Linked DNA regions of Mus musculus: region 1 is linked to region 2. The links are chromatin loops, found by intact Hi-C in ENCODE. Cell type or tissue: heart. All regions are shown on one strand. Links, peaks and the distances in the headings refer to the core of each region. The heading gives the core; the rest is flanking DNA.

Region 1 (15,897 bases), core at 4,680-7,179, 320 kb after region 2:
CTCAACCCTAAATGGGATGTCTTCATCAAACCCCTTCCCACAGAGCTCAGCATCTATGTGGAAGTTGCTCAGGAGTAGACACATATGAACCCCATTTTTGGTGGGAGGAGGGGGCAGGGTGATGGGTAAGTTCTCCACTGCCAGTGAAAACAGCCAAATTAAATCAGATTAGATTAAAGGCAGGTTTATTGGGAAGGTGCTCTTGGGCAAGTTCACTGGCCCCAAGGATAGAGGCTGGGGGGGGGTGGCCTTGGAGGGATTGGGGGGGGTACAGGACGGGGTAGGAGGAGAAAGAGGTCACCCACAAAGAGAAGAGAAACCAAATGTAGTGATAAGAGCTAGAGAGATGGCGCAGAGGTTAAGAGCACTGACTGTTCTACCAGAGGTCCTAAGTTCAAATCCCAGCAACACATGGTGGATCACAATGAGATCTGATGCCCTCTTCTGGGGTATCTGAAGACAGTTACAATGCTCTTTCATATTTAAATCTTTAAATGAAAAAAATTAAGGGGGAGGGTGCTGGAGAGGTGGCTCCGTGGTCAAGAGCACTGGCTGCTCTTCCAGAGGTTCTGAGTTCAATTCCCAGCAACCACATGGTGGCTCACAACCATCTGTAATGGGATCTGTTGCCCTCTTCTGCTGTGTCTGAAGACAGCTACAATAAACAAGATAAACAAATAATCATAAAATAATAATAATAATGATGTCAGGATTATATAGGGAGGAACCTCTGGGGAAAGGGCAGCCCAACCTCTGCCCTGGTAAATTCAGGATTGCATGCAGGGTATGCCAGGTAGAAACTGAGGGATGCTGGGAGAACTGGAGGCCAGGTCTGCATTGATGTGTAAAATCTGCACCTCAGCCCCTTGTCCCAGGTCTGAAAACAAATACGGAGCTTTATGTTTCAATTTTTTTTTTGTCTTACTGTTGAATGAGTGAGTGTGTGTGTGTGTGTGTGTGTGTGTGTGTGTGTGTGTGCGTGAGAGAGAGAGAGAGAGACAGACACAGACAGAGAGAGCACATGCAAACTTAAGCATGAATGAAGTTAGTGGATAGGGAGGTGAGGGTAAGAAATGGGAAAGAGTATGATTAAAATATATGAAAAAATTTACTAAAAAGAAAACAAAAATAAAGATGAATGCTGATCATGAGAAAACACGCAACAATGTCTTCAGACCTCCACACACCCTCACATGATGGCCACTTGCACAAACGTACAAATTCACACTTAGCTGCACACATGCACACTGGCATGAACACACGTATACAGTGCACACAGCTGAGTGTGTCATGAGTGAGCAGGAAATTAAGGCCCTGCCACCTACTGTGTAAACTGTGAGGAAATGCTGCCCCTGGCTCAGCTGGGTAAGCAAGAACTAAAGGGTCTGTACTACTGTCACCTTGAACACTTCATATCACATAATATGAAGAAAATGACAATACTAACATAGAAATACTTTAATCTTGTTCTTTATTAGTCTTAATCTGGCATAATCTCAATTCAACCACCATGAGCCGAACAGGGGCGTGCGTACCCTGTGTTCCCAAACCATGAATACCATGAATTGGTTCACTTAATGTGTCATAAAAATCACAAAGTACATTAAATGCAGTCTCTAATAGGAACATCTGGAGACACACAAAGAAAATGACTTCCAGCAGAAATAAATACATTGACACACTCACAGAATCCCACACTCCTTACCTCAGTAGGTAGGAATGAAAAAACTGTCCCCAAAGAGTGCTGCAAACGACAATACAAAACCATAAAGATGCCAGATAATCACAATAGACTAGGACTAAGTCAGCAATCTCCCCTCAATGCTTCAACAGTTTACAATGTGTGCCAATGCCAAGTTCCATCCTGTAAAACCTTGATAAGATGCAGGTCCTCACTGCTAGGAGGGAACATAGAGACCCTCAGACTCAAACACAGTGAAAGGGGAATCTAAATCAGGGTGTGAAGAGCTTCCAAGAACACAGGGAACTGCTTTCTAATTCTGGTTAGGAGGGTCACACTGAGGGTCACGCTTACTGAGGACTTGGGAGCCAAGGACAGATTCTCCCCAAATACAAGAGGGACTCACTCCTCCTTAAACACCTTAACCCAGGGATGGCGGCTCGGCCCAGGTCCCAGTACTCAAGAGAGGCTGAGACCGGAAGCCTGCCATAGATTCAAGCACAGCCTGCGCGGTTAGCTTGTCTCACAATGTAGCAGACAGACAACAGCCACAAAGCACCAGAGGGTCTCCTTGCTAGACAGAGGAGGTGGCCAGCATGGCTGAGCGCAGCTGCCCCTGCACTTCTGAGACCGCAGAGTTCGAGGACGGCCTGAGCTCCGGACTGGGCGGTGGGCAAAGCAGCAGGATTTTAGAACTGTTCTTCATGCTCCTCTGCACAATCCAGCCACTGCTTCTGTCCAGAAAGGGTGACTACTCAACAGTGTCCCAGCAGAGGGTTTTAGCAAGAGGAGCTCAGGGCGCACCAACCAGGTCTTGACTAGTCTATGATGTTGGAAGATTTTGAAATAGCTGGAGTAGGGGAAATCTAGAAAAAAACCCAATACATTCATTTGTGAGAACTGTGTGGGTGGTGGGGCCATGGATCCTATATGCTAGAGCAGACTCACAGTATCAGAGAAGACAGGGCAACAAAACTTGAAATACAAATACTAACAGCTCGTGCCCACCCTATGTGAGAAGAAGGCAAAGACTTCCAACAGTTATGTGCAAATAACATAAGGAATCCTCATATAAAATGTCTCCTATATTTAATATGCATAGGTCCAGAGAATATAAACAAGTATGGCCTTCACTGAGAAACACCCAAGACAAATAGCAAAATAATTTAATTTTAAAGACGCAATGAGGAAGAAAGAAAACATACTTCCGATGGACAGACAGACTCGCAGACAGTTCTTTATCTGTGTGAACTATGAACAAAACACTGAGAATCTACTGGAATTTAGACAAATTCTCCAGAATGGAATGGACCTGACATCCAGTCAAAGGAAATAAATACCAAGACAAGGAGCACAAAGACAATGTACTGGCTCCACCTGGCTGTAAATGTGACACTGGAGGGCTAAAATGTGTTTAAAGGCAGTACAATTGGGGTCTTATTGTCCGAGAGGCTGCATCTGGGGAGTACAGTGAACTGCGCTGAGGAGGGGGGGATGTGAATGGGAGCCCCTTGGCGAGTGGACTGCAGAAAGCAAGTTCACTCAGGGTCTCTGAGCAGAAGACTGTGAAGTGAATGATCGGCCTGTATAGCAATGTAACAAAATCAGAGCTCTGCTTTAGAAATGAGCTCCGCTGTTAAAGCCTGGGTGCTCCTGAAGAGGCTGTAACTTCAGTCCCGGGTGATCTGATGTCTTCTCCTGGCCTCCACAGGCAGAAATCAGGCATAACACAGAGGCAGAAATCAGGCATAACACAGAAATACACACATGCAGGAAAACCACTCCCACATACAAAATAATATATGAATGTTTAGAATTTTAAAAGTAAAGATTAATTCTGACTGCTTGTGGAGGATTCAACCAGAGGGAAGAGAAAATAGAAGGATACAGTTTGTAAGATTAATGCAGTCAGTGTGCAGGAAGTGGCGAGGGCCATGAGTGAATTTTACCTAATACAGGTCTGTGATACACTAGGAAGCTCTGTGGAGGCAGGAGGGTGAGAGAAGACAGGAAGACTAGGTGTCTGGGATGTGTGAGGGAGGGAGAAAAGGCCCATGAGTTCCACCTTTAACTTTGAGATGCTGGAACATAACTAATTTTATGGAAACTAAGGACAAAGTTTTGTTGACACTATATGGAACAGTACAACCCATCACTTCCTAACCTGGGCGCAGCAAAAGCCATAGAGAGACAATGAAGGAAAGGACTTCTTAGCAGAAGCACAGGGCAGAGACACATGAACTGCCTGTGCTGTCTTGGATCAGGAAAGGGCTGTATTAAAGCCAAGCCCCCACAAATCACTGAGGAGAAGTTAGACTGAGAGGCATAGAGGCAGCCTAGTGTAAATAGTGAGTTATAGACTCTGCCATTAACAAAACAAACACAAAATAAGAAATTCATGTGTGAGGTTTCCTGCTAGAAGTGTAATGGCCAACACAGCTGCAAAGCCAGGGAAGGGCCTGACTGCTGGACTCCCGAGAGCTCCTGATAGATTCAAGACAGTAAGAATGGTCTTAGAGCCCAATGTGGTGTCAATCACCCTTAGTTTCAACATCTGTTAGTTTGGGGCCAGCCTAGTTTATAAAAGTGAATTCTAGGCCAGACAAGGCAAAATAGATCCTGTCTTCTACCAAAACCAAACAAACAACAAAAACCCATCAAACAATCAGTAGGTCTGTTAATGAATGCCCACTCTCCCTCAGGGCTGCCTGCCCACCTGCCCACCTTCCTCCCTCTTGCTACCTCTTCCTTCCCATTCACCTTCGAATTGGAATGATAAAGGAAGGCCTGAGCCCGGAGCACTGTGTTCTAGAATCACCAAACAACCTTCTATGGTTTATAAATTACCCAGCCTACAGTATTTTGTCACAGCAGCAAAAACCAAAGTAAACGATATATGTCAAGGAATTCCTTTAACATATAAAGGGCTCTTGCAAAAAACTCAAATAGTATCCCAATACAAATATGTAAAGACAAATAATGTATATGCACACAGAAATTACAAGACAATAAAAACTCTTCACTTCAGAAATCTATAAGAACTAAGCATGGTTATTTTTTTCTTTTGATTATTTTTTTCTAATCTGTCAGATAAAAAAATTATAAACAAGGGGAATGCTCTGATACTGCTGAGATAGAGAGAATCCAATATAGTCCAAGGGAAACTCTGTAACCCTAAACAGGCAGAAACATCACTCCAAATGCTTCACTTAGACACAAATAGGAAACAATTTGAAACAATTTGATGGCCTGTCAATTAAACTGTTTAACATACAAACAACGGAATGCAGGCAGTCCTAATGTAGACTATAACTGTCCCTTGGGAATTATACCTGTGGCAAAGCATGAATCTGATTTCTGTGAGTTAAGAAGATGCTGTGGCAAATGGTTTACATAAACCCAAAGGCACAGAACATATGCGAATGCATACATGCAAATGTATACATGCATATACATTCAGCGAGAAGGGTCTGAAAAGACCTCAGACCTGGGGCCTAACCTCCTAACCTTCTCTTTCCTGTCACTTCCAGAGATTGATTACCTGTACTTGTACAGACATAAAGCTAGGTTAATTTTCATTTGCACTTTTTTGTAAAGACAGGTCTCATGTATCCTAGGCTGCCTTGAACTCAATAGTTAGCTGAAAATGACCACAACTTCTGTTCCCCCTGCTCCTGCAAGCTCTGAGATACAGGCATGTGCTACTTTGTTCAAGGAAGTTATTCTAACTTTCTAGACCTAACATGAAGGACAGATCGAATGCTAACATGAAGGACAGATGCTAATTCCTCATAACAATGTGCATCAGTTTCTGGATGGTTACAGTCTCCACTCTCACTGCCTGGCATTCTTAAAACAGGTGGTAGGGAACAGGAACTGTGCGCATGCCACCACCACAGCTGATTCCAGTGTCCAGAGGGCGTGCAATTTACTAGGCTCCATCCAACAGCTAGCTAGCAACAGCTGCTGTCACCTCGATCTCCCAGTACTACCCGTGCTGCCACTGGTGAGAGACAAGGGCAGCAGCACTCGAGAGAACTGCTTGCTACCCAAGTCTCCCTCCTCCTCCCTCCATCTCAGTTTCTGTCTCTGTCTCCCCCTCCCCCCAAGTGTTCCTGGTCAGCCTGTTTCTCTCTTCCTGCCCTTAACTGTCCCTCTCACCTCTCCCCATCTTCTTCTGCCCCCTTTCCAGGTCCCTGCTCCTCTCCCTTCCCACAATAAACCTTTAATATTAGGCCTGGCAAATTTGAGAGGGATCCCCTGGTGGAGGCCCGCCAGGAGTCCCTTACTCCTGCTCAGTGTATTTCATAACACATGTAAAGTGAAGCCTTACGCTCTAAAAGCAAAGACTAACTCACTCAGAGTTTGATTAACTGTAGTCTACAAAACTAGGAAAACAAAATCTAATGAGAATGATGGTTTCTATAACCAACCTAAAGCACACTGGCTAAACAACCTAAACACTGGCTTCATTGGCTTCTACCCAGAAGTGCAAGAAAACTCAGAATTGGTCTTAAGGCAGTGAGATTTCCTGACTGATTTAAGACAAATGGGGAATCTAAATTGTATCTGAAGATATTTTGCCAAAACTAGATCTTATCTAGTTTTGTTATCTCTTGGGTATAATCCATTCTAACAGCTATTTTAGGGGGTGGGGGGCTTGAAGCAGAGTTTCTCTGTTGTAGCCCTGGCTGCCCCCTGGCTTCTGTCTCCCAAGTGCTAGGACTAAAGGTGTGCACCACCACACCCAGTTCACAATTCACTCTAAATCCAAACAGTTAAGCATGCAACAGACACTGTTCACCATGACATTGCATTTAAACACAAAGAATGCATGCCAGCTTAGTCCTTAAGGCTCGTCATACTGAATAGTAACATTTCATTCAAGGGCTAGTACTAACACTACCATACTAACAAGAACAATGTGACTTAATTTAATAACTCCCATCTTTACTACAATCACCATTTAAAACTACAAAAATACGCTTCTCAGAAGAGAGCAACCAACTCGTCAGTGCCAAATTGGACGAGTTGGTTGGACATGGATGACAAGATCGCTACTTAAAAGTTAAAGCGGGATTTTCTTGTTTGTTTGTCCTGCCTCCTTCCTGATCGAATTACACTAATAACACAGGAGTGTACCTGTGCTGCCAACCCAGCATGAAGCTATTAGTTGTTAAAGCATGAAATGGCTTGTCGCAGATTCCATTTCCCAGAGGTGGGGTGTGTGTGTGGAGCTGTTCTGTAAGGGACAACTCCCCTATGGCTCTGGCAATTCCCCAAACTACAGAAGAAGATTTACATTCAAGATGTGCCAATGATTCCGTTTCCAACTTTTCCCTGACCTGTGCTCCTTGCCACAAGACCCTTTACCAAGTTTCAGCTATTATTTACTCGAAGGCTGATCCTAAAAGTGGTGAGAAAGGAGGGCGAAAGAAATAAAATGAACAGTAGTTTGTAAAATCTATTTGGGGGCTGGAGAATTGGCTTAGAACTTAAGAGCACTTCTCACTGTTATAGAGGAGCCACGTTCAATTCCTAGCACCCACATGGTAGCTCCCATTCCAGGGGATCCAACACCTTCTGGTCTACACATCACTGACTACACGTGGACATTTTAAAATTTTATCTATCTAATCTCTTCTGTTCCTTTTCAGAGGCCAGCTGCTACGCAGCAGGTAATTCTGAGGATAGAAACCTCTCTTGGTCACTAACCACCACCAATGGCCGAAGGGCTTGCTACTGGGGGGGGGGGGCGCGGATACCATTGCTTCTTCTCCACTGTAGTAGTTACACTGACTAGGCTGCGCTAAGAGTGGAATCTTTGTCTCTCAGGTGAAAAGCATCCGTTCTCTAAGACCTGTGCATACATCTACGTCCAAGCACGGTGACCATCTGGTGGGGCCATGGTCACAGGAAGCACACTTTCTATGTGTATGACACATAACATCTGTAGGAGGCACACAGAGATCATCTAAAAACTTACTAGGGAAGACAGCCTGTAGTTTCACCGACGCCTAGAGCAGACAGCAACAGTAAAAATTCCCTTTGCCTTCAGGTTTTCGTCATGTGGACCCCAGGATTGTTCCTGTCAATGGACCCTCAGCGGCCATCTCTGGTGACTTTCAGTGACTCAGGCCTGCCATGAGTTCCATGCAGACTCCTTCAGCTTAGCTCAGTTAAGTTCCATGTGTGGCTGTTTATGAATCCCACTGGCAGAAAAGCCAACACATCCATGACTATGACAACACACTGAGACAAAAGAAGACCTGCCTCCTTCACCAGAGTCATCTTTCCTTACTACTGAAGTCCGTGGGGAGCCTGACAGAGAATAGGCACAGGCCTTACAGAAGGCATGGTCCAGTCTTTTCACCCGGTCTTTCTTCCCCTCTCAGCCCCACTGGTTGATCTCTTTGATGCCTTCATGCTTCCTGTGACCTGCTGACCCCTGAGTCCCACACGATTTATGAGCAATGCTGTCTTGATTCAGTTATTGTGGGTTAACCTCCTCACTCAGCTGACCTGTGCACAGACCTGCAGACTGAAGCCAAGCTAAAATGTGCTGTCAGCCTTAAAAGAGAGCCTTAGAAACCACAGCAGGGGCAAAGTACAGCACTCAACTGTTTACTAACTTGTGTGTGTTATATTCCTACATTACATTTTTCTGTAAGGTATCTTTCTGTAAGGTCTGTCTGTATCCCATTCTTGAACTCCCAGGACTCTCTAATACAACCTCACCTAACCCACTAGTACCCGGTCTCTATGATCTGCCACTCTGTGTAGTCTATGCTGTACAACCCTGAACATAAACCAAGGGCAGCCTGGATGCCAGCAGTCAGCTTTGCTATGGACGCACAAGCAACTGTGTGGGACTTCAAAGGAGTTAAGTAATGGGATCCCACCTGCTATGAAGTCTGGTCAGATGCTAAGCAGGGTTAAAGCACTGCTACAATTTGTTGTAAGTATAGTGCTACATGTCTGCCATTCTAACCTTAGGAGGCTGGGCAGAAGAACTGCCATCAGTCTGGGCCAGGGCCCTTATTTCAGAAAAGAACATGAAAACAAGTTAAAGTCACCCTTGGGAATAAGCAGTTAGAGCTCTCTCGTTGGGAGCACTCCTGGTAATTAGGCAGAGACACCAAGGGTAGGATAAGTAGATTTCCTAGGAATTCCCTATGCCCCCTAGCTGTGGGGGTGCCACTGCTATCCTGGCTACCTTAAACTGAAGGGCTGTAGTTCAGTAGCCAGTAGACACGCTGCATGCCAGCAATGGCCATTTGGAACATTCCAGGGATGCCTGAAAAAAAACTACACAATTACAAAAGTCTGCCCCAGCTCTTGAACATACAGCCAACCAGGTCTGCTCCAGTTGTCAGTTTGTGCTAGCACAGACCATGATGGACTCCAGGTGACCCTGTAGCCCTTACCATCTGGGACACAAGGGGAGCACCTCACTTGCTGACCTAGCAGAAAGCCCAAGGAAGAAAGCCTGTGATTGGAATAGACATCAGCCTTTGTTTGCACGCAAGGTGAGTTGTGATTGTCTCAAATACCTCTCATCTGGATACAAACGCACACTGTTGAGGCTCAAGTACTGACTCTGCAGAGAGATGCTGTCAAGTGTCACCCTTCCTGTTGTTGTGACATTAGGTCCAATAAAAGGCTTGACAAGTTGTACCTTGCCTACTTTCCGCTGTATGGGCTGAGCTCACAAGAAAAAAAATAGACATCAAAGTGTCTTCAGTGGCAGAGTCAGTAGGCATGTCAACAGCAGGTGATCAGTTGGCAGAGCTCAGCAGAAGAGGCAAGGCAGCCAGTGGCTGCTTGGCAGCAAACGAAAAAGAAACTGGATGGTTTAAGAACAGCCAGGGCAGAAGAAAGTAAAAGAAAGATGGCAGGGGAGGGCAGAGGCTGAGCCTGAAGGATAAACACTGCTGAAGGCCACTGGATAGAGACTGTGGAGTCTGGGTACAGGGAGAAGGATAGAATGGTTAGGTCTTTATAGCCCAGAGCTGTAACATTGCTGCTGCTAAGGGCAGAGCAATCCCAACTTCAAGGCCTACATAAAGACTGCTACCACTAGAGGGCACCATCTACTCTCAAACACCCAAGGAAACAGCCTGTCAGAACCAGCTTACCCACCTACAGTTTTATTCTGGACAGCGCAGAAAAAGACCCAGACTTCTTGCTAACTGGAAACAAAAGCAGGTACACCATGAGAACAAAAACATGCTTGGCCCAACACACCAACAGAGAAGGCTGTCCTCATAGTAGCTCTTAAACTAGAAAGCCATTCAAGATGGACTGGCAGGCGGGGTTGGGGGAGCCCACACCTTTAATACCAGATCCCAGGAGGCAAAGAGGCAGACACTTTCTGTGAGTTCAGGCCAACCTGGTCTAGAGAACAAAAGACAGCCAGAGCTATAGTGTGAGATCCTGTCTCCAACAACAACAACAACAACAACAACAACAACAACAACAACAACAACAACAACAGGTGGATCCAGGATCGTGTCCTAACTTCAAATGTCTATTACAGGCCCTGTGCCGAGGGCTTTCTAGAAAGAGAACTCAGCGCCAATGTTCAGAGCCTGCAGCCTTTAGGAAAAGAACAGACTCAGTATTTTTTGACACGATATAATCTCCCTTCACCAAGTTCAGCCGTCTATGGGCACAGCTTCCATGACCTCCCAGAAATGAAGCCAGAAGCTGTAATGCTTCTGCTGTTGACTTTAAGAGGAAAAGTACACTCATCAATTAAACAGCTACGATCCATCCCACAGACTCCACGCATACACAGAGCCAAGATTTGTACGGGTGGATTCAAATGTAAGAACACAAAAGAGACAAGACTGGAGGCTCTCCACAGCAATCACTGTCTCTATCTGAGTTGTCACCCACCATACAGACACCAAGACTTGTGCTTGCGCCTGTGGTCCCAGGGAAGGGGGTAAGGACTGAAGAAGAGCTGGGAAGGCACAGGGTCACACTTGCAAGATCCGAAGACAGGAATGGGCTGGGTGCAAGAGAGCTCCACTAGTAAAGGCACTCACTGTTCTTGCAGAGGATGGAGTCAGGTTCCCAGCACCCACACCAGGCAGCTGACAACAGCCTAGAGTAACTCCAACTCCAGAGGGACACACCTTCTGGCCTCTAAGGACATCCACACACATGTTAGACATTCACATAAAAACACATACATGTATACATATATACATGATCAAAAATAAATCCTTAAAAAAAACAACAAAAAAACCTAACCAGACACACCATATAGAGAATTAAAATACAGAAAGGTACAGATTTTCAAGGTGGGAATTTCAAGTTGTCAACTACACCCTATCTTAACTGATGTTTGCAAAGAGACTAAAGGGTGCAAAGTGTGCATGTCCTCACCAACCAACTGCAAGTTCTACTCCAGCACCCGCCAGGCCGTCCGAGAGGCCACTATGTCTAGAATTATACCTGGCTGTCAATAAACCATGTATGTAGGTCATTTCCGATCTACTATCCCATTGCATGATCAATTCTGGAGACAAAACCACACTCTTAATCATTCAGACTTAAAATGTTTAAAGAAGACAATTTCAAAAATAAGTTCTGTAACAACCTTGAAACCCTCTAACCGAGGTGGCCACATACTCTTCTCTGTAATGGGGACTGCGACAGAGAGGACCATCACTCCCAAGGGGAACACAGCCCACTCAAGCCAACAGGTCACAGGTTTACGAGGGCTCTGAACTGAACTCGCTTACTCTTGGTGACCTCAATATCTCAGAGCACTTCTTTGAGGCTCTGTGGCGGTAATCAAGTCAGCGGTTGGCTACTCTGCCATGCCTTACCTCTGGTCTAATGCTCATTTGTAAATCGGCTCTGGGGGCTCTCACCTTCCAGCCATGAGAACAAACAAACAATCCCCTTAAACAGGTGCTTCTGTCTGCTGGGCTCTCGGTGACAGGTGACTGATTACGTTGGGAAGTCACCCAGTAACAAGGTAAGAAGCTTCAAACTTGGGCAACCAATTTCAATGCCACAAGTCACAGTTTGCTCAAGCCTAGCTCTTCTTGGGACTCTTCGATTTCTTCTAAGACCAAAGCCACATACTTTACCAGTCAGGCCTGACTAAACTCACAGAGCAGCCTTGGAAGCACAGCTGTGTAGGTCCTGAACGAGACTCTAACGGGGACAATCTTCTCAAGCATCCCGGCCACAACGCGTACATCCTCACTGTGACACCACCCTCTTCCACGGCACTTCATCCTAAGGCTCCACAGCGGACTCATAACTACTCACTCAATAGGGTGGCTTCCAAGGCACGAAGCACCTTTGGATAGCATGGAACAGCTCAATAGCAAGTGTGGCAGCATCTGTGCTCTGAATGCGAAGCCAACCCACAGAAAACATCGCCAGTAGGACCTGAAAGCAACTCGGGAAGAGAACCGTGTCTGTCGAAGCTTCCTGAGATACTCAGGCTCTGGACAGCTGACAGAGAGGAAAGGACAGAGTGGCTACGGAAGAGAGCGAGGAGGTCAATGAGTGAGTGCCCAGCGCCCACCGCCATGGTCATGCTCACTCTACTTACCTGAGGAGGAGTGGGAGTGGATGCGGGTCTTCCTATAGGTGGAGTGGGATTTCTGCTGCCACCTCCAGACATAATCTCCTCTGTTATGTCTTTACCTCCCTGATTTGGATCTCGAATTCTTATCTACAATATTAAATAAAATGGTAAGAGTAAATGTGGTGTCTGTGTACCAGATTTGTATACACACAGATAATATTAAATTTGTTAACTTCTACTTTAATCACAGAACCATATGTGATCATTCCAAAAACTGCAGGCACCAAGCTGTGACAATGACTGTAATGGCAGAGAAAGTAGGGCTGAGCAGGTTTGATTTCTAGGTCAAAGAAGGAAACCATCTATGTGCGTGTAAGATTGCCAAATACATTGATTTTACTCAGAGTTCTTAATAGCAACGAGAGCCACACATAGCCTAAGAATAACAAAGTGCCTGAGTTAAGTTTTTAATGCCCTAATGGTGAAGTGCAGAAAATAAAGATGCGCATTTGTATCGCAGTGGGACTCTATCTGGCTGCAGTACGCAGCTGTAAGGACAGTGGCTGTCCTGTTGCTTTGTATAAGTAAAGGCACAGACACATCACACAGGCCAAATGAGCACAGAACAGTTCAATGCTATCCTACATCTTTACAGGTAAATTAATCAAAGGACCAGGAGGAAGGATGATGCAGATCTAAATGTACTGCCACAGAAGGACTGCCAAGCTCTCTGCTAAGTTAGACAGTGGCACACAGCTCAGTGCATGTGTTCCTGTTTCAACTGTCAGTGGTTCCTCATGCTTACAATGTCAAAGGTGCTATAATGAGGATGGAATCCCAGGGCTAAGGAACTCTGAGCTGGGCCATGGGTAAGAAGTCCCCTTCTTATGTCCATTGCTTGCATAGCTTAAGAAGCTAACTGCTTTCTTGAGAACTTCAGAGAATTCACTATCAAAAAACATCAGGCTATCTATCTGCAAGGCTACAGGGAAGCAGCTCTTCATTACCAGCCCATTTGTCTGGTTTCCAAACTGCCTTTCTGTTTAGCCCAGGCTGGCCCTGAACTCACTGTGTAGCCCAGGCATCTCTGGAACTTGTGTTAATCCTCCTGGCTCAGCCTCCCCAAGCTCAGATACCAAGTGTGTGCCACAGCCAGCTTCCTCTTGGCTCACTGCTGACCATCACCACTACCACCACCACCACCATCACCTATATGTTATCTATACATTAGCACCATTTCCTCCTGCCTTACAGGACACCATTCAGACAACTTTCCCATACCAAGTGAACACTTTAAAGCTCCATTTCTTGCCAGCTGTGTCATGCTAAATTGGAGTGTTCTGTTTACTGAGACATGTTCCTAAATCACTTGTTTCTAACCAAAGCAGCAAATCTGAGTTGGTGACTTGGTCTCAGGTCAGAGCACATGGGACAAGCACACTCCCAGGTCCATCACCCGTGTGGATCTGGGGCTGTTGCTGACCGTCATCATCACAATCTATGTTCTGCTGGGGAAGACACTGGGAGCCATCTTCTACAAAACATTTCACAATTCCAGTTCTGTGTCACTGCGCTCTTAGGCTCTTGGGTGTGGCTTACTAGACAGAGGGAAATGTCCTCTTAACTATTAAATTTTGCTTTGTGTTTCTCTCTTCCAAGTCTTCCCGCCTTGTGACTCTTTAGGATTTTGGCTTCTTCTAATTTGGTGCTACCGTTCCCTCGTGTCGGGTCCTAAATGTTGCTCAGCGCTGTAGTATCAGAGAGACAGGATCTGAGAAATAAGCCAGAGTTCCTCCCACAGAAGGAGCCAGAGGTGCGCTTACCCATGCAGCACGAATGGCTGGAAAGAGGTGACACTAAGGGCGTGGATATGCATGTCCTAGCCGAGTGCCTGTGTAAACCCTCTAGGCTGAGGTGAAAGGCAGAGATAGAAAGGAGAGGAAGAAATGGCAGTCACTGTTGTAACTGAGGTGAATAATGATTGGATATGCTTATTTTAGAAATGATTATATGCTCCAATTTACGACGAATCAATGAAGATCTCTTACAGTTTTTTTCTCTCTCTTGGCTGGAGGGGGCTGCTGCTGCGTAGGCACTATGATAGGTGCTGACTGATACACTGGCTGACTTGGGTAAAAAGGCGTTCCTAAGGGATCAGAACAAAATGAGAAGCATTCAGTTATTTTGTCAAACACTACCAGCCTGACAACAGGGCCATGTCCCTGAACAAGCTCTTGGGGGAAACGAAAGCAAACTACTAGGGACTCCTCTTCTTTCTGAAACAGGGTCTCAACTCTGTGGCCCGAGCTGACCTGCAAGCCAGATCCCCCTGCCTCTGCCTCCTGCTGGATGGAGTATTGCCACGAGCCACCACACACCTGGGCAGTAGTTTTAATTATATCTTTTCATAAACTCCTTACAAACTACTGAATTGGTCAAGAAATTATCCTTAAAATATGGACTATCTCCAAACATCCATAGAATTTAATATGAAAATATCTCAGTGCCAATTCCTGCAGAGTGACACCCGTATTATCTTTTTCAAACACAATCTGGGTTGCTTTTTCATAAAGAATCTATTCTGGGACCTGTGGCCTACAACAGGGGTTCTTAGGCAAGGGCTTGAGTCACTCACTATCTTTCTGCATTTGGTAGGCACGGAGGTGATCCAAAGTCTCAGTGTGAAGAGCCACAGCCACAGCAGGCCAGTGGGAGGCCCCCACAAGCCCTTGGGTGAGGAGCTTTAACAAAAGCTAACAAAGAAGACAAAGCCCCAAGAAGCAAGCTACAAGCTGAATTGTACTTTCTGTACACAAGGGCTACCTCCCTCTACCTGCCCACTTCCTGCTCCCGCCCACCACAATCACCTACCACAGTTGCATCAACCAAAACTAAAAGGTGGACTTTGGTCATGCTTTGACTCCACAGCCCAACTGCCACCATTTTCTTCTCCCCAGACTTAGACACAAAGGGTTCGTTAATATCCAAACTGCACAATACTATTCTAAGTACTATCAAATTGTGGCACACAGAGAAAAGGGTGGGCAGAAGTGCAGAGTTACAAAATAAAACCAAAAGATTTGCTAAAGAACTGGATGATATGGAAGAAAATATATTTTGGAAAAAAAATTGTTTAAGGGTCTTTTTTAAATTTTTATTTGCCTGAGAGGAAGAACAAGGGAACTACTCAGTAACACATGAAACACGGAAGAAAGGGCCTGGATGAGAAAGCTTTCCATTTTGGAGCTGTAAGAGAGGCTCACTAATCCTGTAGTCACGAGACAGGCAGGAACTAGTTATAGTTACCCTACCGCTTCCTGACTGCTCTCCTGCAGGGTATCACGGAGTGAGGGCTGACAGAGATCTTGCTATGGAATTAAGGCAGCAGCCTGTGAGCCGATGATCCTCCTAGCTCAACCTTCACAGTGCGGGAATTAGAAGGCCGTCTCAGCACACCTGCTTTCCATGGCTCTCCTGGTGAAACCGGATGCTTTGTACACAGAGAACAGGCACTCTGTCAACTGGGCTGCACCTCACCATCCACAGCTGTTTATTTTGTAATTAATAAAAGCTTTGTTTTTGTTTTGTTTTGAAGACAGATTTTCTATGTAGCCTCGGCTATCTGAAAACTCTCTAGATAGACCACACTCGCCCCGAA
Region 2 (15,897 bases), core at 6,016-8,515:
GCCGTCAGATGGGGAGCTGAGTAAAACGCGTGTTCAGCACCAAGAAGTGTTAGGCTTTAAGCTATCGGAGAACCTTGAAACCTGGCTTTTAAAGATGAAGAAACTAGCCCGGCGTGGTGACGCACACCTTTAATCCCAGCACTTGGGAGGCAGAGGCAGGCGGATTTCTGAGTTCGAGGCCAGCCTGGTCTACAAAGTAAGTTCCAGGACAATACAGAGAAACCCTGTCTCGAAAAACCAAAAAAGAAGAAGAAGGAGGAAGAGGAAGAAGAAGAAGAGAAGAAAGAAGAAGAAAAAAGAAACTGGGGCCAGAGGGGATGGAGAACATGGTCGGAGCCATACTGCAAAGGAGAGCTGGAGAAAAATTAGTCCAGCTTCAAAGCCCTCAACCACTACACCAGTTGAATTGATTCTACACCAGTTGAATCGCGAAAATAGCTCTTAATCTACTGCCACGCCACCCCCAAAACAGCATACTGCTTATTTAATAATAACAGCAAATATTTTTATTGAGTGACTATTATATGCCTTGTACTGTAGTTCGTATTTCTTAGGCCTGGCCTGTGTTTCACTCCACTATCTAGGGACCAAACCCAGGGTTTCAAGTGTTCTTCCACTTAGCTCCGTCCCAGTCACTCCAGACCAGCATTTGATGCATTCAACCACTGCCACAGTAGAGTTTCAGGAGAGGAAACTGAGGCTTCGGTTAAGAAATACACACAGTCCAGCACTCAGGAAGCAGAGGAAGGCAGACCTCTGAGTTCAAGGCCAGCCTGGTCTACAGAACGAGTTCTAGTACAGTTGGGACTACACAGAGAAGCCTTGTCTCAAAAAAACAAGTGGTGGGGAGAATATAAATACACTCAGACCTTTAACTAAAAATGATAATGGGCTTCAACCCAGGTGACCTTTGGAGAACTCGTCCAACTCCTCTCAGACATCAGAGTCGCCGCAAGTCTTAGCCAGCACATCTGCCTGCAAAGCCTGGGTTCTCCTTGCAGTGTCCTATAGGTTATCCTTTAAATTCCTCAAAATAGACCTAATGATATTCATTGGAGTGCTTTTTAAATAACAAAAGAATAAAAATGATCTAATTCCAATAGTCAGTTGGTTGAATAAAATTTGAAACGTTTGTTGAGGCAGGAAAAACGTTGGGACAGGAAAAAGAAGCACGTTTCTCAGCAATTTGGTCAAAGGCTCTTGCCAGAGAAGAATTCCAGCATAAGGGTGCTAAGACAGCTAGCCGGTAAAGCTCTGCGCTTGCTGTCCAACCTGAGTTCAGTCCCTGGGACCCACGGGATGGAAGGAGAACCGACTGTCAAACACGGTCCTCTGATCTCCGCTCACAGGCTATGGCGTGTATATTGCCAACATGTGCACAACAAATAAATAAATGTAAAATATAATTCCAGCAAAATTAATAATTGCCCAAGGCCTTCCTCCCTTCCCAGCAGTAAACCTGCGATTTTCTAGGAATTTCACCAGAAACCTCATTTGCGGAAAACCTGCAATGTACCAGCTCCCTTCTGCAACCCTAGGGTTCTAAATCGGAATTCTATCCAAGGCAACTGCAATCTCACATATCAAATGACAGGGAGGGGCTTCTTAGCAACTGCTTGAGATGTAGCATGAGAGCCACCTAATGGGTCTAGCTAATGGTAAGCCAGTCAATTGCCATGTTCCCCTGGGGAACCTATTCCCACACTTGGGTGTGTCTTCTCAATGCTTCCTCTAACCCTCAAGATATCTATAATAAAAATCTCCAACTCTGTCTCATTATACTGACTGGCCCTGGAACACTTTTTTTTTTTTCGTTGAAGCCAGGAATCCATTTGATCTGAGTTGAAGTCCCTAAAAGTCTAGGGAAACTCTGCTGTGGGTGACAGTGGGGAGCTGTGTCTCTGTCCCCAGATCCCTGATATCTATGAGTTGAAAAATGAGAAGGCAGACTGCAAATGTGTCTGAATAGGATTCTATTTTTGGTTTCCTTTGCTGTTGTTGAGACAAGATCTCACTGTGTAGTGCTCACTAGCTTAGGACTCACTGTCCTCAAACTCAGAGATTCTCTACCTCTGCCTGCAGAGTAATGGGGTTAAAGATACACTCCTCCATGCCCAACAACCCTATTTACTTTTAAAAGAATGGAGAAGAATACTGCTTTTATGTTCCTTTTGTTTTTGAGTCAGAAGCTCAGATAGTACAGACCAGCCTTCACCTCAATAAGTAGCCAGTGATGACTTTTGAACTCCTAATCTTCTTGCTTGAAGGGCTTTTCAAGTGCAAGAATTACAACCCTGTGTCACTCCTAGCTTAGAAGAGAATGTTTTTGGGTCTCTAGAATGATTCACAAAAGGCTGATCATATTTAGGGTTTTTCTTTTTTTTCTTCCATAGAAGGAAACTGGTTCCTGGAGAATGTTGGCCTCAGCTTCATGATCTTTTGGGAGGTTACGATCCAAAACCTTTTGAGTTGAGGAAGGACATGATCCAACCTGTTTAGTAATCGAAAATCCTTTATCCTTGGATCACTGCAAGGGAAAGAACAAAAGCGTGGTCCCAAGACTGAAATCTAGGCAGCGTCTCCACTGCTGATTGGTTGGGGTCCTCGGGTACTGAGCCAAGCATCCTTTCTTTACCCTTCAGGCCCTTGTAGGGCTTTCTTGGGAGCGTGTTAAAAAGCCCATCGCTCTCAAAAGGGACATGCTGGTTGAAAATAACCCTGCCTCTTTCTTTCTTTTCCTCTGCCAAAGGCTGAATTCCTTCGTGAGTGCTGCTGAGAATATCAGACAGGCTGAAGTTTACACCATGTGGGTCTCGTTAGGCATGAGAGTTGGACAATTTCCGCTGTGCCAGATGTCCCCGGGGAACCATTTTCAGCTGGGGATGGCTGTCCTCACTGAGTCACAGTGAAGAATGATCTCTGACTTGGAGACCCTGCGTTGGGCTCCTAAAGCAGGAATGAGTTAGAGGAGGTGACCTAGGACAACATCACAGACTGACAGAACATTGCCTAAGACCCAAGTTCACAGTTCTCCTCAGAGAAGCAAAAGTGGCCTTCTGGTCACTGGGTAAATGCCCTGAAGGCATTCACTGGGGTCTAGGAATCAAGTAGATTCAGAGCTGGCAAGTTAGCACCTGCAGGGACATGGCCAGGTTAGTACCAAAGGGAACAGGAAATAGAAAAGGTAACAAGGGACTGAAGAGATGGCTGAGCGGTTAAGAGCACTGGCTGCTCTTCTAGAGGACAGGGGTTCAATTCCCAGCACCCATCAACCGTCTCTAACTCCAATTCCAGAATTTCTGACACTCTCACACAGACATACTTGCAGGCAAAACATCAATGAACATAAAAAATAAAAATAAATTATTTATTTAGAAAAGAAAAATGATAGCCAGGCGGTGGTGGCACATGCCTTTAATCCCAGCACTTGGGAGGCAGAGGCAGGCGGATTTCTGAGTTCGAGGCCAGCCTGGTCTACAAAGTGAGTTCCAGGACAGCCAGGGCTACTACACAGAGAAACCCTGTCTCAAACAAACAAACAAACAAACAAACAAAAAACACACAAAAACAAATAAACAAAAAAAGAAGAATGATGAGATCAATATCCCTCCACTTGGGAAGACAGCTGACATAATTATCAAAAATTGTCTGATATACTCAGCATATTTTTCGTGGTATTGGGTTCAAACCTTGTATGTGCTAGGCAAGCACCTCCAACTGAGTTGTGCCCCAAGCCTGATAATATTTTTTAAAATATTTTAATTAAAATATTTTTATTTTAATAAAAAATAAAAAATTACTAATTTGTGGGGTGTGGTGGTACACACCTTTAATCCCAGCACTTGGGAGGCAGAGGCAGGCAGCTCTCTGTGAGATCAAGGCCAGCAGGTCCAGGAGAGCCAAGGTTGTTATGAAGAGAAACCCTGCTCTGAAAACAAACAAAAATTATTAATTTATTATTAGTAGTAGCAATAGTAGTATAAGAGGGGCATCGGCATGCCCTGGTGCATGTGTGGAGGTCATGGGAGTCAGTTCTCTCCTCCTAGTGGGTTCTGGGATAGAACTCAGACCAGCAGGCTTAGATATCAGGAGCTTCACCCACTGAGCCACCTCACACCACCATGTCCAAAGCATAGTTTTAATGAGCACGTATCCCTCCCAGTATTCTCTCCCAGTACAGAGAGGGGGTTCAGAGGGCACAAGAGTGACATTTTTCTTTTAACAATCAATTAAAAAAAACTCAGAGTTCATAAAATGGAATGTGCTATGAAACGGATTTATTTTTTATGGATCCCTGTATGTTAGCTACACCATTTGTGTGCAATGCCTGTGGAGGCCAGAAGAGGGCATCGGGTACCCTGGAACTGGAGTTCCACATAGTGGTGGACCTAACATGAGCAGTAAGTGCTCTTAAGAGATGAGCCATGGCTCCAGCTCCCACATAGATTTCTTTCCTAAAGAATAAAAAAGAACAAAAGCTTAAAGGAGCAGTAAACTAACATGCTATGGGCAGCTAGGGTCAGTTAACCATGGGATCAGAGCTCAGCTTTGATGGAAATGTGTGGAGGAACAATTAAGTGAAAGCAAAGCAAACAGCGAGAAGATTCCAGGGCAGGGTCATTGCAGTGCAAGCCCCGAAAGGAAGCAGTCACTACTTACAAGCTGCAGAGTTGGTACACGGCCTACCAATGACAGCACTGCCATAGAGCTCACAGGACTCAGGCTTTGGGGCTTCCTAAAAGAAGAGACATCCACGGAGGAACACCTAGAGCCCACATCAGCATCCTTCTTAAACACTAATTACCACCAGGTGAAGCATCCGTTGAAATCTTTCCCTTATGTTTGTCTTGTTTGTTTTGTATGGTGGATGTTACCCACACTACCCACCAACTCCTCCTCTAGTGATCTTCCTGCCCACTGAGTAACTGGAGCTATAGGCTCATGTCACCATTCCTGGCTTCTTTTGTCTGTATCGTCGTCGTTGTTGTTACTTTTGATTTGTTTGTGGTGCTGGGAATTGAACCCAGGGCCTTGTGCATGCTAAGCAAGCACCCTACCACTGAGCCATACCCCCAACCCTGGTTTCTGGTTACCAAGAGTTCTTCATATATTCTTGATAGCAGCCCTTGATGAGATCACATATTTGACTTGCTGACATTTCCTCCTGTCTCCAGCTTGACTTCTCCTTTGGAGAACAGAAGTTGCGAGGATTTATAAAGTCCAGCAGAACCGGTTTCCCTTTAGGGGTCCTGCTTTTATTGGCTCATCTACAAAATCATTGCCTGTGGGTTAAAGGAGTGGTCTGGGAGACAAAGGTGTTTGCTCTGCAAACACAAGGACCTGAGTTCAAATCCCCAGCAGCTACATAAAAAGCCAGGTGAAGAGTGGGGAACCCTGGGATCTCTCTGGCTAGTAAACTTCTGGGGAGAGTGAGAGGCCTTGTCTCAAAGCAGTAAGGCAGGGAGTAGAAGGCACTCAGTGTCCTGCTTTGGCCTCCATGTGGAAGCTCACAGGTGTGTATGCTCACACAGTCACCTGCATATACCATACATACACACATACACCGCACACACACACACACACACACACACACACACACACACACACACACACACACATACACCACATATACTACACTACACACATACACACACATACAGCACACACTCTCTTACACTATATGCAACACACACATACCACACACATACACCACATACACACACACACCACATATACACTACACACATACACAGACATACCACACACATACAGCACATGTATAGCACACACACAAACACACATACATGCAACACACACCACATACAGACATACCATACACACACACCACATACATATAGTGCACACACACTCTTACACTTTCACATTACATGCAACACACACACATACTGTTGTGTTGTATAAAAATAAAGAAAGAAGGAATATGTCTGGTGGAGGTGTAGTCATGTGGGGGGAGGGACGCCTCTTTGGGCCCCTGCTGAGGCATCCCTTCCCCCTGAGGGACCAGCCACACCATGGTATAGTGTAGAATAGAGTTTATTCAGGGCAAGGGAAGGGGAGTTGAGAGGGTAGGAGAGACAGAGAAAGGGAGAGAGGGAGAGGGAGAGGGAGAGGGAGAGGGAGAGGGAGAGGGAGAGGGAGAGGGAGAGGGAGAGGGAGGAGGAGTAGATGCTGGCCATGAGCACATGGGGGTGGGCAATGAGGAGATTGGAAGGGACCAGAGGACAGAGCAAGAGCAAAAAGGCAAGAGCAAGAGAGGAAAGGGACAGGCAGCCCCTTTTGTAGTGAGTCAGGTACACCTGGCTGTTGCCAGGTAACTGTGGGGTGGAGCCTAGACAAAGTGCTAACACATGCAACACACACACACAACACATATACATTCACATGCAACAAACACACACAGAGTACACACACACACACTTTTGTCTACATTAAAATCACAAAAATGGCCAGGCATGAAAACAGACTCTGGAGTCCCAGAGTAGGGAGGTAAGGACAAGGCTTGGGAGATGGGAGGTCAGTCCTGGATTACAAAGCAAGACCATCTCACACTGAAGCAAGCTGGATGTGGTGATGTGTGTCTTTAATCCTAGCACTGGAGAGGCAGAGGCAGGTGGACGTCCGGTGAGTTGAGGTCAGCCCAGTTAACACCGGGAGTTCCTGACCAGCCAGGGCTACATAGTAAGACCTTGTCTCAAAACCAATAGGCAACTCACACACATTTCCTCTATGTTTTCTCAAAGGTTGTGCAAGTTTAGGGTGTGGTTAGCTTTGGCAGCTGGATCTGGCATGGTTTCCCATGAAGCAGTGCGTGCTATCATCATCACCCCAGCAAAGCAACGAGGGCTATGTTAATCCCCAGCTCACAAATACAGGCACCAAGGCTCAGCCAGGAGACATCACTTAGGGCTTATCCACCGTACATGCTTCAGTAGAATGTAGTGTTATGTATCTTTCTGAGACAGAGTCTCATGTGTTCTAGATTCACTCGGAAATTACTGTGCAGTGGAGAATCGCCCTGAGCCCCCGATTCCCCTTGCCTCTACCTCATGGTGTGAGGGACTGTGTCCAGTTTATGCGGTGCCGGGGAGCTAACCCAGGGTTTCACACCTGTGAGGCAGACACTCTGCCAACTGAGCTACATCCCACTCAGTTAATATCGTTGGCCTCCGAAACAACCCGGCAACTGAGTCATTTCCATCTGTGAACCATATCGCTTGTATTCAAATGTTTATCACCACAGCCCATCTGGAGAGCTGGTGTCGAAGACAAAATTCCTGGATTCAAATCGAGGCTCGGGTCAGTCCGTCACTAGGGAAAATGCAAATGATTTGTTTGCATAAACTCACCCTCTAAAAGCCTTTCAGTCATTTTACGTCACGGGGAATGGCCAATGGTTGTTGCAGTTGATAGTTTCAGCCACGTGGGGGCACCAGGAGCATGGGATACAGAAGATTGGTGCCCATGAGGGAGACAGGCTCTAGGGAAGTGAGGAAGGAAAGGAAAAAAAGACTTTGGTTTTGTATTGGTTGGTTGCGTGGTAGGTTGGTTGGTTTGGTTTGGTTTGGTTTGGTTTGGTTTGGTTTGGTTTGGTTTGGTTTGGTTTGGTTTGGTTTGGTTTGGTTCGGTTCGGTTTGGTTCGGTTTGGTTCGGTTCGGTTTGAGGCAGGGTCCCATGTGTCCTAAGCTTGCTTCAACCTCATCACTACGAAGCCAAGGATGTGCCATGATGACTTCACCGAACATGACTTCAGTCTCCTGCGACTCCTGCCTCCCCTTCTCAAGTGCTGGGATCAGAGATGTGCATCATCAGGGCCGCTTCCCGGTTTCCATAATGCTGGGGAATCAAACGCCAGCCTATTGCAAGATGGTGAGCACTCTATCAACTGGGCCACAACCTCAGCCCGGACAAGGGAAATTTCAGGAAGGCACTGACTGAATTATGGTCCCTCGAGAGCCCAGGAAAGGCTCAAGCTCACTGCTCACCAGCAGGCTCTGTGGCAGTATCTTTAAAAGACCTTTACCCCTACCCTCGCCCGGGAACCACAGGAGCCATGTAGCCAACAGGAAGACATCTACAACCTGTTGGTAAGGAAGGGTGGCTCACTCAAGTCAGGCGTGGGAGTCAGGTGCCTGAGAGCTAGGTCAGCCATGCCATCTCTGGCCAGGCCTGTCATCTACCTGAACCTAACAGGTGGCGGTGGCGGTGGTGGCAGTGGTGGTGGTGTGGCTTTCTTTTTTTTTTTTTTTTTTTTTTTTTTTTGACTTTTCAGGGTTTTTAATAGTCACACGCAGAGGGCTGGTTCATTTCAGATCCTTCACTGCCAAACCCGGGGGTAGGGACTGCTTCAACTTCTCTGCCTTTTCCTTGTCTGTGATAACCAGGGTGTAAAGGTACCTGCTGCAGCGAACCTTGAACTTCACATTATCCTTGTTTTTCTTGATCTTGACAGACTTGGCATCCTTCCGCCGGGCTGTCAGCAGAAAGTCCTTGATCTCCTCAATTTTACAAGGCATGGCGACGCGGGCTCGGCTCTGGCGTCCGCACAGCGACGAGAACCGAAGAGAAACAGGGAAAGCGTGGCTTTCTTTAGTTTGGCTGGTTAGTGAAAGAAGATCTCTTGTAGCCCTAGATGGGTTTTGAACTCACACTTCAGGTCAGGATGACCTTGAATTTCTTGTCCTCTCACCTCATCTTCCAAGCTCTAGGATCACGGGGCTGCTACACTATACTCAGCTAAGCCTCAGTCAGTCAGTCAGTCAGTCTGTCTGTCTGTCTGTCTGTCTGTCTCTCTCTAAGTTTTTATTGATTCTTTGTGAATTTCACATCCTGCACCCCAACCCCACTCACCTCCCCATCCCTCCATATTTGCCCTCTGCCCTTGCAACCTGGCCTCAAAAGAACACAAACAAAACAAAACAACAGCTACAAAAATAACTCACTTTGGGAGCTGCCGTGTGTCACCATGTGTCACACAGTACACCCTTTTGCCCAAACAGCTTTTTTTGCAAATGTTCATTGCAGTGAATCATTGGTCTAGTTTGAGGCCTTTGGCTTCTGCTACTGGCTCCTCACTGGGACTCCTCTCTGATATTTGCCCAGGCGAGGTGCAGGGCCTGCTTTCCCAAATGCAACCGCTGGTACAGTGCAAGGCCAACTCGCCTGCTCTTATGCCCTCGGAGCCAGCTTTCCCATGCTGCCCAGGTGCCAACCTGCAGAGCCCTCAGATGTCAGCAAGGCCGTAGGCAGCAGTGCAGACCAGAGATGTCTGCATAGGCTTTGATAGTAACATGGGCCACGGACGACATCAAGACAGGCCCTCACTGCTGCAAGGCCATGGACCCACACATGGCCTTTAATGGCAGCCCCAGGCCTGGATCTCACCACAGCCTCAGGTGGCATTCCAGGCTTCTCACATCAGTTCCTCACTACTGTCAAATCTCCAGTTCTACTTTTCTTCATTGTGCACACATCCTTTGGTTTTTCTTTCTCTTCCATCTCTCCACCACTTACTTTCTCATCTTAGTGACACCTGAGGCCTCTGGGTGTCTTCCTCAGGTGTCACCGCAGGTGAGATCCACCCTGCCTGTGCCTGTGGTATCAAAGCCTCAGTCTCTTATCTGTCAAATGAAAATGGAGGTAGCTGCCTCCTTCCGTGGCTTCCTTAAGATGGATAGCCATTTCAATATTATGAGCCCCACGTCTCCCAGCTAGAGGAAGGGGAAAGTCCCACCTTCTCCACTACATATCTAAGCTCAGACAAAACAAACTTGCAGACAGGACACAACTGTCTATTCAACTGAAACCTTGATGGACAAGCCTGACTCCATCTTAAGGTGAGAAGCTATCTGAGTACAAGGTCAAATTAATGAGCTGGAGAGATGGCTCGGCAGTTAAAAGCACTGGATGTTCTTCCAGAGGACCTGAGTTCAATTCCCAGCACCCACATGTCAGCTCACAACTGTCTGTAGCTCCAGTTCCAGGAATCCAACAGCCTTACACAGACACAAGCGTAAGCAAAACACCAATGTTCATAAAAGAAAAACAAGGTCAAAATGAATTCATTCCTGTCTGACTATGTCTTGACCCATTTTCTAGAATTTGGCATGTTCTATACCACTGTCTCTGACCCGCCAGGTCCCAAATAATGACACAGAGACTTATATTTATTTATGAAAGTTTAGGCCTTAGCTTAGGCGATTTCCCAACTAGCTCCTGTAACTTATTTAACACATTTATTGTAATTCACACTCATCACGAGGCCTCTTACCTCTCATTCCATCCTGGTATGCCTGACTCCTCCACATCTGGCTGGAGACTTCTCTCCCAGAGTCCCTATCTATGCCCAGACGTCCTGCCTTCAACTTCCTGTGTAGCTATAGACTGTCAGCTCTTTATGAAAGCCAATCAGAGAATGCCTTAGGCAGGTGCGGAAGAACAGAGGCACACCATCACACTGTGTACAAAAATCTTACCCCAACACTATACCCTAACCTCTGCCCTGATGAGATGTTCTGCAAGTTCCTATATAACCAAAAATCTTTGGGAACCCCCTACTCTTGCTGTTTTTGAACCATATAAACCCTACTTTTTCCTATATGCAATGGTATTCTCTCAAGTCCTGCTTTAGAGAGATAGCCCTGTGTGACAAAAAAACAAAGCTTGCTTAATTTAACATGTTGCACTGGTGGGTGTCTTAGTTAGGGTTTTACTGCTGTGAACAGACACCATGACCAAGGCAACTCTTCTTAAAGGACAACATTTAATTGGGGCTGGCTTACAGGTTCAGAGGTTCAGTCCATTATCATCAAGGCAGGAAGCAAGACTGTATAGGCAGATGTGGTGCTGGAGGAGCTGAGAGTTCTGCCTCTAGTTCCAAAGACAGCTAAGAGAAGAATGGCTTCCATGCAGCCAGGACAAGGGTCTTAAAGCCCACCCCCACAGTGACACACTTCCTCTAGCAAGGCACACCTCCTAATAGTGCCACTCCTTGGGCCAAGCGTATTCAAACCACCACAGTGGTCTTTACTCTCAGGATTAACAAATGCTCAGACGATTTAGGCTCTTGGCCAATAGATGAGCTTAGAGGATGTTTTCAGCCTGAGATTACAAATAGAGAGAGAGTTTATGTTAGCCAAGAATCCATTCTGTACAAAGTCATGGAAACTCAAGGTCAAGGCTAAGGGGAGACCAGTGAAAAGCCAAGGATGAAAGTCTAAGCAGCCGCCCACTGCCCCATTCACATAAACACCTCCTTAAGTCGGCTCCCTAAGACTCTCATCCCACTGTTATACTTGACCCAACTCGGTAAAGGTAAATGGAGACAGACGGCTCAGAGGTTAAAGAGCTTACTGCTCTTTTAAAAGACCTGAATCCTGCTCCCAGCACTTATATCAGGCCTTAAACTCCAGCTTGAGGGCTGTACTAATGTGCACACGTGTTCACACATGTGTACATAATTAAAATGAAATAACTAGTTATGATGGCGAATCTTGGTTATCAGCTTGCTTTATGTGTAAAGAGGGGACCTCAGCTGGGAGACTGCTCCATCAGATCGGACTGAGGTCATACCCATGATGCACTTTGCTAATTAATAATTGATGTAGAGGATCCAGCTCACTGCAGTGGTGTAGCCACTCCAGGGCATGTAAGCCTCAGCTGCGTGCCAGATAGTGATGTCGCACGCCTTTAATGCCAGCACTTGGGAGGAAGAGGCAGGTGGACCTCTGTGAGTTTGGGACCAGCCTGGTCTACAGAGTGACTTCCAGGACAGCAGGGCTACACAGAGAAACCCTGTCTCAAAAAAAAAAAAAAAAAAAAAAAAGCAGAACAAACAAGGAAACAAAGCAGCCAGTATGCATAATATGCAGCATTCCTCTATGGCTTCTACTTCAGTTCCTGCCTTCTGGACCCTGCCTTGAACTCCTGTCCTGATTTCCCTCGGTACTGGACACAACCTACAAGCTGAAATAAACCCTCTCCTCCCCAGGTTGCTTTTGGCCAGCATTTTAGCCCAATAATGAGAAGCAAATTAGGATCAACAGGGAAACCCAGGCTGAGTGTAAGTGGGAAAGGCAGTATCAGGGCTGACCTCAGTGTAGGGCAATATTCTGATTGCACCATTCAGGCTAACGGTTTGCACTGTGGTCCAGGGGCAGAGGGAAGGGTCTGACTAATAATTAGTCTGAAACATCCAAGTCACACCTTTTACCTACTGAAGCATCACATATATAATGGCTATTAGCCTTGAGCCAGTGAAATGGTTCAGCTGGCAAAGGTGCTTGCTGCTAAGCTGTGGGAATCCCCCACAACTCTCGGGGCCAAGGAATGGTAGAAACACACATCAAACCCTGAAAGCCCAACTTCTAAAACAAAAGACAACCACCTACCCCCTAATGTACAATTAATGATAGCTCTAACTACCCTAAACATATTTAACATCTACAAAAACTCCAAACACCCTCCTATCTCCCTGCATTGGCGCACACCAAAATTAACCCCCCATCCTAGTACGATGGCGTGTTTCTTTAGAAGGAATTTGGAAGGGAACAGATCCTCTCCTTACAAGCAGGAGGGATTTCACTTGTGTTTTCCCACAGGACCAGCCTAAGCCTATCTGGGTTCCTGCAAGAAACATCGGACACCACCCCACCAACCAGGAAGATGGCCGCCTCTGGCTGGCAGATCAAGGATAGAGGAGAAAGAGGCAGAAGAACGTGAAGACCCACTTGAGGATGGTGGAATACAGCCTAAGATGGAGGCTCCAGCCCAGGTGAGACACAGCACAGGCTCATGCTGAGGTTTAGCCTTCCAGGCATCCAGACGGGAGGCATGCGGGAATAGCCGGTGGGGCATTTAGCTCAGGGTGATTGTCCTGAGCGCTGAGGAAATGAGGAACCTTCTGCAGGAGACTGGGGCTGCAGCGCTAGCGCCTCCCCCCACGGCGGTTCTTGATGAGAGAGACAGCCCTTGCTTATCCAAACTGTTTATTCATGATGAAAAAGGTACATAGAGACTCAGGGTGGACCAGAGATTAAACACCTTTTGCAGGAGGGAATGTTGGGGAAGGGGAGTCTATTGGCTGAACCCTCAGAGCCAGCTTATCTAGATACCTCATTAACATGGAGAACTTGGGGCTCTATGCTATGTGACCAGTTGTCAGAGTCTTCACATGGGGTGTCCTGGCTACGTGCTCCAGGACAAGAACCAGGTCAGGACAAATTCAAACACCTACCCTTCTCAATTATGAGAACTGTCAGGATTTCTTAATCTTAATGCTCGACCTTGCCAGTTTCTGTCTGGTGGCGAGGTTCCACTTGGCCCTCACTTAGCCTCATAACCTGAGTTTGGTCCCCAGGAACCACACAGTAGAAAGCTGTCCTCTGACTCCCACATTAGTACCATGACCAAGAGTCCGCATGCACAAACGCATAACATAAATAAATGATGGTAAACAAGTTTTTAAATGAGGTTCTTGGGGCTGGGGAGGTTGCTTGGTCAGTAAAATTCCACATGAAGACCAGGGGTCATTCGGACACATAGAAAGCACACCTATAACCCCCATTTTGGGGAGGGAGGAGACAGGGAGGTCCCTGGAGCTCAATGACCAGCTGATCTAGCCTAATATATGAGATCCCAGTTGAGAGAGAGAGACAGAGACAGAGAGAGAGACAGAGAGACAGAGACAGACAGACAGACAGACAGGGAGAAAGGGGCAAAGCAGATATGATCATACACACCTTTAATCCCAGTCCTCGGGAGGCAGCAGCAGGAAGATCTCTGTAAGTCTGAAGCCAGCCTAATTTACAAAGCAAGTTCCAGGCTAATATAGTGAGACCCCACCAGAGGGTGTCAGAGGATGAAGGGAAGAAGGGAGGGAGGGAGGGAGGGAGGGAGGGAAGAAGGGAGGGAGGGAGGGCTATTCTTGATTCCTTACTGAATTTCACACACCCTGCCAATCCTAAGGATAGAATCAAGAATACGAAGCCTCTTCCCTGAGCCATGTCGCCTTGGTTATTGCTCCCAAAGGGACCCGGCCTCGGCTACCAGCACCCACGCTGGCTCTCCCCACCCTGTCCTTGTTTAGCTGTCTCCAGAGCACCAATGACCATGCAAGCTGTAGATCCAAATGATGATAACGAGTGGTTATCCCTGGTGATGTGAGTGCATCGAGACCACCAGATCGTACTTTTTGTCCCCCTGTCACATCCTCAACTCTTGACTCCCGCCTGGCACATAGTAGGTGCTCAGTGTGCACTTGGTGACTGGATGAACTGAAGAGCAACCTACCCAGCAGGCAAGTGGCATGACAATCCTGTAGATGAGGATGCTGGGGCTCAGAGAGGACCCCATGGCTGGGAAATGGTGGCTCCGGAATCCATACACATCACCAAAGGCAGGCGCCACCCCTCAGGGTCCCTCTAACTGGATCCACAGCCTGTCTTTGGTGGGGAAGGCCACACTTCTTCAGGGAAACATGGGCAGGGGTGTAAAAGGCAAATGGGAGGCTCTGAGGTCTGGGAGGAAGAGGGGAAGTCACCGCTGTTCCTGATTCAAAGGTGACACTGCTAATGAGTGCAGCTGGAGATGGGAAACACCTGATTAAGCGCAGATACTGATCCCAAGACACAGCCTGACTTCAGCAACAGCGCAGCAGAAGAAGCCTCCGTCCCCGATGCATTGGAGAGACTTCATGGAGACTCTTTTCCAACTGCAGGGGATGAATACGGTTTGGTCCACCTTTTCCTCGAAAGAAACTAGACCGAGGCTGAATTCTTTGGTTCGGTTCCCGCCGCCTGCCAGCAGCTTCTCCCCAGTTAATCACCCCCTTCCTTCCCGAGATACTCGGATCCCGCCCCACTCTTTCAGCCTTCAGTGCAACCTACTCGTTTGTTTATCATCTGCTAAGACTCCGGGCTGGAGAGCATGGAGCTCACCCTGAAGCAAATCGTGTCTACTCTGCTCCTGAGGCCCGAGTGCAGGCACATAGTAGGCACTCAGTATTATGTTTATACACATGGAGCAAGGATGTGATAAACAGGAAGACTGGTGAATGGTGATGGCTACATTTGTTAGAGCTTTGGCCCACAGGCGCTTATGTCTGCCTATCAATTTGTCTATGCCCATGTGTGTCTCTGCTGGATCTCTGCAAACATCCAGAGATCTGAGCAGTATCAGAGGTGAGAGGGGTGGGGAACAGATTCCTACCTTGGGGGAAGGGTATGGAGCTCTGACATGTGAACTTGAGAGTTCCTTTTGCACTGGGGTCCAGCCTTGAACCTCATTATTTCTAAAATACCCCTGTCGTACCTGTTCTAGAAGGAATCCTGACTGCCCACCTCACCCTTCTCTCCCCTGCCGAACTCACAGGCAGAAAGACTGCAAGGCATACTCTCTCCTCCTCCCCCCCCCGCCCCCCAAATGCAGAATGGCAGTTGCTATGAGCACCAGCATCCACATGGTACTTGACATCCATGGTTTTAGAAGTTCAGTTGCTATGGCAACAAATACCATGTTTTCCAGACTGAACACACACACATCTCTGGTTCAAATCTGAGGGAAAGGAGGCTCTTTCTAGACATCTCCTGGAGTGGAGGGGCGGGACCGTGCCTTCCGCTGAGAATTCAATACACATCAAGGAATTAAACCAAAGCTCACTGAGTAGTACGTGAACCAAGCTATTCCCAAAGCCAGTCCAGGCTGAAGGGCAGCCCAAAGCCCTCTGGGAAGCTACTCTGTGCACTGTGGACTCCGCCCAGCATACAGCAGGTGGCAGGTGCTTCAAGCGACCAGCTGCTGTGTCTGGGGCTGGTGTATAAAGAGCTCAGCCCGAGAGCTAGATGCTCATTCCAAACCCATATTCACTGCACAGCTAGTGTG

What was found. Hi-C counts contacts between places; a loop is a spot of excess contacts. Peaks named below come from ENCODE experiments on the same cell type or tissue, not always from the same donor. Only the 100,000 strongest peaks of a DNase experiment are listed, where the experiment ranks them.
Region 1: a loop joins it to region 2, with 3 times the contacts of the local background. A loop is called at or near these places in 2 of 42 quality-filtered maps.

The regions. Positions count from the first base shown.
Region 1 is chr4:138,101,803-138,117,699 of GRCm38, reverse strand. It overlaps Eif4g3 (eukaryotic translation initiation factor 4 gamma, 3), which reads right to left. Exons shown (of 35, transcript NM_172703.3): 9 at 14,288-14,385; 10 at 12,264-12,386. Among named protein-coding and RNA genes, the nearest start is that of 1700095J12Rik, 29 kb to the left of the region's middle. In heart, for the core only: a CTCF peak has its summit at 5,686; a DNase peak (open chromatin) is centred at 5,689.
Region 2 is chr4:138,418,427-138,434,323 of GRCm38, reverse strand. It overlaps the pseudogene Rpl38-ps1. Among named protein-coding and RNA genes, the nearest start is that of Mul1, 8.3 kb to the left of the region's middle. In heart, for the core only: a CTCF peak has its summit at 7,428 (motif pointing right); DNase peaks (open chromatin) are centred at 6,773, 7,113, 7,423 and 7,744; H3K27me3 peaks cover 1,015 bases.